3 separate regions of the Homo sapiens genome follow, and regions 1 and 3 are each linked to region 2. Evidence: chromatin contacts called from ENCODE Hi-C or POLR2A ChIA-PET data. All regions are on one chromosome and are shown on one strand. The core of a region is the stretch at or near the end of the contact, and the rest is flanking DNA. Distances in the headings are between cores, read along the strand shown.

What was found. A loop is a pair of places that touch in the nucleus more often than their neighbours do. ChIA-PET counts read pairs that join two places held with the same protein, here RNA polymerase II (POLR2A). Pooled maps may share reads with other maps.
Region 1: a loop to region 2 is called in a pooled map, with 8 times the contacts of the local background. The contact joins the promoter of MALAT1 here to the promoter of FTH1 in region 2. A Hi-C loop is called at or near these places in 2 of 50 pooled maps. POLR2A ChIA-PET finds 5 or more read pairs at or near these places in 2 of 52 experiments (BJ and IMR-90).
Region 3: a loop to region 2 is called in a map of gastrocnemius medialis, with 23 times the contacts of the local background. The contact joins the promoter of TNKS1BP1 here to the promoter of FTH1 in region 2. A Hi-C loop is called at or near these places in 1 of 168 maps with a recorded cell type or tissue (gastrocnemius medialis) and 8 of 50 pooled maps. POLR2A ChIA-PET finds 5 or more read pairs at or near these places in 1 of 52 experiments (BJ).

The regions. Positions count from the first base shown.
Region 1 is chr11:65,497,704-65,500,403 of GRCh38, forward strand. MALAT1 (metastasis associated lung adenocarcinoma transcript 1) reads left to right here and starts at 1,342. Exons shown (of 1, transcript NR_002819.5): 1 at 1,342-2,700. It also overlaps TALAM1. RefSeq lists enhancers at 1-533, 103-342, 403-472, 1,033-1,102, 1,153-1,232 and a silencer at 3-62.
Region 2 is chr11:61,966,267-61,968,966 of GRCh38, forward strand. It overlaps FTH1 (ferritin heavy chain 1), which reads right to left and starts at 1,368. Exons shown (of 4, transcript NM_002032.3): 1 at 1,046-1,368. The coding sequence starts at 1,159. It overlaps LOC399900 (a long non-coding RNA gene), which reads left to right and starts at 1,028. Exons shown (of 1, transcript NR_187560.1): 1 at 1,028-2,613. RefSeq lists silencers at 895-1,094, 1,365-1,714 and enhancers at 2,235-2,304, 2,425-2,474.
Region 3 is chr11:57,323,682-57,326,381 of GRCh38, forward strand. TNKS1BP1 (tankyrase 1 binding protein 1) reads right to left here and starts at 1,271. Exons shown (of 12, transcript NM_033396.3): 1 at 1,159-1,271. It overlaps SSRP1 (structure specific recognition protein 1), which reads right to left. Exons shown (of 17, transcript NM_003146.3): 17 at 2,307-2,700. RefSeq lists a silencer at 1,075-1,354 and enhancers at 1,485-1,534, 1,564-2,437.

The sequences.
Region 1 (2,700 bases), core at 92-2,591, 3.5 Mb after region 2:
TTGCGCAGTCCCTCCCCGCCCCCGCTCTCCCCTCCGCAGCCTGCAGCCCGAGACTTCTGTAAAGGACTGGGGCCCCGCAACTGGCCTCTCCTGCCCTCTTAAGCGCAGCGCCATTTTAGCAACGCAGAAGCCCGGCGCCGGGAAGCCTCAGCTCGCCTGAAGGCAGGTCCCCTCTGACGCCTCCGGGAGCCCAGGTTTCCCAGAGTCCTTGGGACGCAGCGACGAGTTGTGCTGCTATCTTAGCTGTCCTTATAGGCTGGCCATTCCAGGTGGTGGTATTTAGATAAAACCACTCAAACTCTGCAGTTTGGTCTTGGGGTTTGGAGGAAAGCTTTTATTTTTCTTCCTGCTCCGGTTCAGAAGGTCTGAAGCTCATACCTAACCAGGCATAACACAGAATCTGCAAAACAAAAACCCCTAAAAAAGCAGACCCAGAGCAGTGTAAACACTTCTGGGTGTGTCCCTGACTGGCTGCCCAAGGTCTCTGTGTCTTCGGAGACAAAGCCATTCGCTTAGTTGGTCTACTTTAAAAGGCCACTTGAACTCGCTTTCCATGGCGATTTGCCTTGTGAGCACTTTCAGGAGAGCCTGGAAGCTGAAAAACGGTAGAAAAATTTCCGTGCGGGCCGTGGGGGGCTGGCGGCAACTGGGGGGCCGCAGATCAGAGTGGGCCACTGGCAGCCAACGGCCCCCGGGGCTCAGGCGGGGAGCAGCTCTGTGGTGTGGGATTGAGGCGTTTTCCAAGAGTGGGTTTTCACGTTTCTAAGATTTCCCAAGCAGACAGCCCGTGCTGCTCCGATTTCTCGAACAAAAAAGCAAAACGTGTGGCTGTCTTGGGAGCAAGTCGCAGGACTGCAAGCAGTTGGGGGAGAAAGTCCGCCATTTTGCCACTTCTCAACCGTCCCTGCAAGGCTGGGGCTCAGTTGCGTAATGGAAAGTAAAGCCCTGAACTATCACACTTTAATCTTCCTTCAAAAGGTGGTAAACTATACCTACTGTCCCTCAAGAGAACACAAGAAGTGCTTTAAGAGGTATTTTAAAAGTTCCGGGGGTTTTGTGAGGTGTTTGATGACCCGTTTAAAATATGATTTCCATGTTTCTTTTGTCTAAAGTTTGCAGCTCAAATCTTTCCACACGCTAGTAATTTAAGTATTTCTGCATGTGTAGTTTGCATTCAAGTTCCATAAGCTGTTAAGAAAAATCTAGAAAAGTAAAACTAGAACCTATTTTTAACCGAAGAACTACTTTTTGCCTCCCTCACAAAGGCGGCGGAAGGTGATCGAATTCCGGTGATGCGAGTTGTTCTCCGTCTATAAATACGCCTCGCCCGAGCTGTGCGGTAGGCATTGAGGCAGCCAGCGCAGGGGCTTCTGCTGAGGGGGCAGGCGGAGCTTGAGGAAACCGCAGATAAGTTTTTTTCTCTTTGAAAGATAGAGATTAATACAACTACTTAAAAAATATAGTCAATAGGTTACTAAGATATTGCTTAGCGTTAAGTTTTTAACGTAATTTTAATAGCTTAAGATTTTAAGAGAAAATATGAAGACTTAGAAGAGTAGCATGAGGAAGGAAAAGATAAAAGGTTTCTAAAACATGACGGAGGTTGAGATGAAGCTTCTTCATGGAGTAAAAAATGTATTTAAAAGAAAATTGAGAGAAAGGACTACAGAGCCCCGAATTAATACCAATAGAAGGGCAATGCTTTTAGATTAAAATGAAGGTGACTTAAACAGCTTAAAGTTTAGTTTAAAAGTTGTAGGTGATTAAAATAATTTGAAGGCGATCTTTTAAAAAGAGATTAAACCGAAGGTGATTAAAAGACCTTGAAATCCATGACGCAGGGAGAATTGCGTCATTTAAAGCCTAGTTAACGCATTTACTAAACGCAGACGAAAATGGAAAGATTAATTGGGAGTGGTAGGATGAAACAATTTGGAGAAGATAGAAGTTTGAAGTGGAAAACTGGAAGACAGAAGTACGGGAAGGCGAAGAAAAGAATAGAGAAGATAGGGAAATTAGAAGATAAAAACATACTTTTAGAAGAAAAAAGATAAATTTAAACCTGAAAAGTAGGAAGCAGAAGAAAAAAGACAAGCTAGGAAACAAAAAGCTAAGGGCAAAATGTACAAACTTAGAAGAAAATTGGAAGATAGAAACAAGATAGAAAATGAAAATATTGTCAAGAGTTTCAGATAGAAAATGAAAAACAAGCTAAGACAAGTATTGGAGAAGTATAGAAGATAGAAAAATATAAAGCCAAAAATTGGATAAAATAGCACTGAAAAAATGAGGAAATTATTGGTAACCAATTTATTTTAAAAGCCCATCAATTTAATTTCTGGTGGTGCAGAAGTTAGAAGGTAAAGCTTGAGAAGATGAGGGTGTTTACGTAGACCAGAACCAATTTAGAAGAATACTTGAAGCTAGAAGGGGAAGTTGGTTAAAAATCACATCAAAAAGCTACTAAAAGGACTGGTGTAATTTAAAAAAAACTAAGGCAGAAGGCTTTTGGAAGAGTTAGAAGAATTTGGAAGGCCTTAAATATAGTAGCTTAGTTTGAAAAATGTGAAGGACTTTCGTAACGGAAGTAATTCAAGATCAAGAGTAATTACCAACTTAATGTTTTTGCATTGGACTTTGAGTTAAGATTATTTTTTAAATCCTGAGGACTAGCATTAATTGACAGCTGACCCAGGTGCT
Region 2 (2,700 bases), core at 118-2,617:
CTGTCTCTCACACACACACACAAATTAAAAACCCCCATGCAAGGTGGCAAATGTGGACAGTATGTTGATGTAAACATACTTTTATAATAGTTATATCACAAAAATTTGATTTTCAGTTTTAGACATTTGATGTAGTCAAGTGTTTGTGAAAGGCAGTGACAGTCACAGAAATACAGGCCTGTTTTCAAATCCATTTGGAACACATTTATTCTTGGGATAGTTTGGACAATCACAAGGCAATTCTAAGGAAGACTCCCACGACACTGCCTAAGACCAAGATTTGGGAAAACTGATTCCACTGATCACTGAAAAATTTCTTGCCCAGTAACTGTCGGTGGACTTTATCCAAGAACTGGGGGTTCAATTAGTAGGCCAAACTCCACACCTCTTACAGTAAGATACATAAAAGATAAATTAGGTCCCCTAGGCGCAAGGTCAGGTGACACTTCGGTGACTGCAGAAGGGGCGATTCCTAGAGATATGCTTCAAAGCAAGTGGGACTTAGAGATAAGCAGAGCCGAGAGGTGGATACGGCTGCTCGAGAGGGATCTACCCACAAGATAAGCCACCTCCCGCCAGCCCCCAAGGTTTGCTATTCGACACCGTTACCCAGCAGCTCCGCCACACACAGGCGGACGGGAGCTGGATACCTAAGCAAAAAACGCTGGCATTTAGGGCCAAATGCCGGAGGCAGAGGAAAAGATGGGAAAGCAAAACTCCACCTTCCTAACCGCAGGATTGATCACACAGGCTGGCAGTCTTGCAACCCCAGGATTTCAGGACACCAAGGTCTCCTTAAAAAAGAAGGGTGTGCAGAGGCGGCCCTGGCCTAGGAGGGAGCATTCTCAGGGTACAGCCGAGAAGAACCAGCTGCCCCGACTTTCTGCGCCAGAGAAGTCCTCGGAAACCTCGAGCAGCCTCCATTTTCCAGAAGGGCGCAGGGAGGCGGGAGAGCCCGCGGGTGGCCACACCCCCGGCCCGCCCCAGCGCGCGCCCCGGGAACCGCGCCCGGCCCCCGCCACCGCTTAGGCCCGCCCGCGCTCACCATGGACAGGTAAACGTAGGAGGCGTAGAGCTCCAGGTTGATCTGGCGGTTGATGGCGGCCTCTGAGTCCTGGTGGTAGTTCTGGCGCACCTGCGAGGTGGACGCGGTCGTCATGGCGGCGACTAAGGAGAGGCGGCGGCGGCGGCGGTGGCTGCGCGGCGCTGGAGCGGCGGCGGGGGCCTTGGGGCAGTCCGAGGGTGCGGTGAAGAGGTGACGGAGGGCTGGCTATGGGCGGCCGGCCGGGGTGGGGAACGAGCGCCGGGTTCCGTCCAAGCACTGTTGAAGCAGGAAACCCCGACGACTCTCGGCGAAGAACGTCTGGCCCTGCGGGTCGCTTGTGGTCTCTTATAGCCGCGTCGGCGTCAGGCCCGCCCCGGCCAATCAGCGCCGCCCGCCCCGAGCCCGCTCCTTCCGGTGGGCGCGGGACCCCGCCCCTGCTGTGGGGGAGGGGCGGCCGCTGGAGGCCCTCGCGCGCTCTGGCGGAGCTCGGGAGCGGGGACCGGTAGCCGACTGCCTCTGGGACAGCGGTGGCGTCTCTGTGCCCGTTTAGTGGAGTTGGAGGGAAGCTGCGAGGAGGCGCAGGAAGTCCACCTCAGAACCCCCCCCCCGGTCTAGGGGCGCCCGGGCGTTGGAACCGGCGGGGGAAGGGTGCGGGGGCGCATGGGGTGATCCTGATTCGGCTCCCATTTTCCCGAACGGGCACCCTGAGGCTCCTGGCCCGGGGCATGGTGTTAGAAATCATAGCTGCGGAGAAGCCCTTGTGACACCTTGCTGCAGATTGGGAAGCTGCAGATGATTGGGAAGGTGGAAGGTGGAGACGCGGTCCTTAGGTGGTCGAGCGCATTTTCTCTTCCTCAGAGTCCAGGAAGGAGCGCGATGGAGAAGTGGGGCGCACGGCGGGTTTCGGGTCCGCCCCTGCCCTTCCGACTCCTCCGACCACGTCTGCCTTTGGCTGAAAGCAAATATGGCTCCGTGTGCGGTTTCTGCAACAAAGGCTGGGCGGGCCGGGTTTCCCTAGGGATGGGGACCGCCTCCCCGGGGAGTCGTGGGGGTGAGCCACCGGGGCCTCCGAGAGAATCGCTGGTGTCGCTTCGCACCCAAGGGACACATCTCGGGTTAGAAAGGAGAAACGACGTGGATCTAAAGGCGAAGCCCATGCTGAGGACTTTTCAAAATGGCCTCTTATCGGCCCCACTCACAGGAGCTTCAGGCTTCGGTGGCCCTGTAGGACAACCCTGGGGTGTCATTGGAGAGAAGCTGACGGGGTTAATGGCGGGTGACAGGTGAAAGAGACCCCGGAGGGGTGGGGCCGGTGTGTGTGGCTAAGCTGAGTCCCAGGCACAGGGTGGATGTGAATTTATGGGTGGCAGAGCTAGAGCTAGGCCCTGCCCTTACCTAGGTCCTGGCTTCGAGGTCCACTGTTCTGTCGCGTCTTTTGACGCATCGGTGGAAGAACTGAATTTCAGGATGCTCACAAACCTGCAGCTGGAAGCTAGACTTCCAAACCTTAGTTTAAAAAAGCAACTCTACTGAAATACTAAAATAAATTGCCGACGGAATTAGGGTGATTTCTTGTTCACGGTTTCATTTAAAAATGCACCTATGTTATTTACAGGAAAAACGTTTTAGTGGTGCTAGAGCTACAAGAATAAGGT
Region 3 (2,700 bases), core at 21-2,520, 4.6 Mb before region 2:
CACTGTGGGTGGGTGAATAACTGTGCAGAGCCAGGCCAAGTGTGGTGGGGGGAGGGGCACATGATAGAAAAAATAAAATTAAAACACAAGATTGTTTCCTTGTCCTTGAACATTATTACTAGGAACATAGTGTGGGTGGTTGGAGATGGAAATTAATTGGCTCAGAACCAAAAAAATCCTTTCACCTGGGGTTCTGATGGGCCCCTCTGCGGTATGAGGGGCTGCAGCAATGAAGGCGGGCTCAGAGTCCCCAGGTGCGGAGGTGGCCACAGCAACTCAGAGACCCCAGCCAGGGGCCCCAGGTGACCAAGGCCACCAAGGCTGTGGCCAGAAGCTGCGATTCGCAGCGGTTCTGAGCACTCCCCACCCTCAAGAGACCAGGGGGTAGAGGGTAGCAGGGTAGAAACGAGCTGACCCCTGGCAGATAAGGCCTCCAGAAGGGCTGGGCAGCTCCAGCCCCGGAGGGGACTCGGCGCAGGCGGGGTCGCCCCTATGGACCCCAGGATCTCCAGCCGGATCCGAGGCTAGAGAGGTCGGCAGGGACAGCACGTAAACTGCTGGAAAGAGGGAGGGCCAACGGGAAGATGGAACAGCCCCGGGCAATGGGCTGTCTGGAGGGGCCCAGTGGGGAGCTCTGGACACAGAAGGGACGGCGGCAGCCGAAGAGGAGGAGGAGGAGGGGGCTGCGGTGGCGGCAGAAGCGGAGGACCTGTGAGCGGGCTGTGAAGCAGCCGGCGAACAGACGGTGGGCTGCAGACGTCGATCAGGTGGGGGCGGACTGGGGTGGCTGGGGGCGTGCCGAAGGAGCCGGGGGAGGGGGCTAGCGCGGCCCGGAGGAAGGGGAGGCAGGGGTCCCTCCAGCGGCTCTGCCCGCCCCCGGCCCCGCCCCAAGCCCTCGCCCCCTCCCCCCTTTCTTCTGGCTCTGCCAGCACGAGCTCCAAGCCATGCGCCCTCCGCCTCCGCGCACACGCGCCACCTTCCCCCGGGCCTCCAGCGTCCCCAGCGCCCTCGGCCCCTGCAAACTTTCCTGGTGACCCCCCGACCACCACCACCTCAACCCGAGGTGTCGGCTGGAAAGCACCCACTCCTTCCATGCCCCTCCCCCGCCCCATCCCGGACCCCGCCCCCTCCTTCGCCCGACCGCCCCCGCGCACTCACGCGCTCGCCCGGGGTCCGGCTCCGCTCGGCTCGGGGCCCCGATGCCAGTCCCCGCCGCCGCCGCCGCTGCTACCGCCGCCGCCGCCGCCGTCACCGCGGGACGAAGCCACTGCGAGCCCCGGCGGGGCCCCGCCCCAACTCCGCCCAGGTCCACGCCCCCAGGGCGCTTCATGAATATGCATGAGCCGGTTGGAACCCGGGAGTGGGAAGCCCGTGCAGAATTCGTCCCACCGTCGGCAAACAGGCGCGGCCCAGCACTCAATTATTCATGAGGCTTGCAGATGAGGGGCCCGCCCCAGTCTCAGACCGGGGCGAAACTGACGCAATTCAGCCGGGAGCGCTCGGGTAAAATGGCCACCGAGACGACTGCCTAGAGAAACTGCCTTGGCGGCCCCTCCCGGGCTCCGCCGCCTGCACAGAGCACAGTATCATCGAGCTACGCCGGCAAGAAGGTAGCCGCCGGCTGACTGAAGCGGCTTCCTGATACAACCACCTGAGTGCTGAGAACGCGCGCAACGTGGCCACCCTCCTGTGTCAATTCAGATTTAGAGCCACCGTGAAGAAGTCTGGCAGCTCTGCATTCCTCATTAGTGACCTTTATCTCCTTTTAGGCCCCTTCTCAGACATGGGTTCCTCCCTACACTGAAGTTTGTATACCCCCTTCTTCCCGTAAGAACAAAAGCTTCACATATAACTCCGTACTTTGTTGCACCACCACCAGGCTGCAACCACCACCACTCTACGCACACGCTCATCCTCCCCGACTCTCCAGGCTCAGGTTTCCACTCCCCCGGCTGCGGGAAGGACAGTCAATCCTGATTTCATTATCGAAAGCCTTGGAAGACCCTTGACTCATAGGTAAGGATGCAGCCAAGAGCTGCCTCCCCCTAGCTTGGTTGGCTAATGGAGTGTAACTGGGAGAAACTTCCTAATCAGATCAGCTCTCATTTCTAGACTCTCAGGTGGCCCATCCGGGCAGAGGCGGGTGAAAACCAATGCTCGTCCAGCCGGGAACAGAACAGGATGTACCTCGAGACTTGCTTCCCGGCTGGCCAGGAAGGCCCTGCCCAGTCTGACCAGAGCAGTAAACACCACCAATAAAAGTGGGAGCAACACACCAAGGCTACAAAGAAAGCATGAGGACATGGTTTCCAAAGTCAGTTCCCTTTATTAAATCATTTTCACAGACCAGAAATACAAAATGAAAGTAGAAATAGGCCCCAGGTAGGAGCTACAGGCCTGGCCTCACATGACCCCTGCTCCAGCAACTTGAACAGGACAAGCAGCAGCTACATCCTTAAGGTCGGGAAAGTAAGATGAGGATTTGGATCCTGCATTGCCCTGCCTCCCACCCTATCTCTCCCCAAATTATAAACAGCCATCCTTGGGAAGCAGCAGAGTTAAGACGTCTCCCCACTGCCCTAGTGACATACACACCAACAGGAGAGCATGTTCAGATGGCACAGAATCCAGGGACTGCATTTCATGAGGAGAAACTGGTACCAAAATATGGGTGGGGAGTCGGGGGGTGTGAGAAGGCAA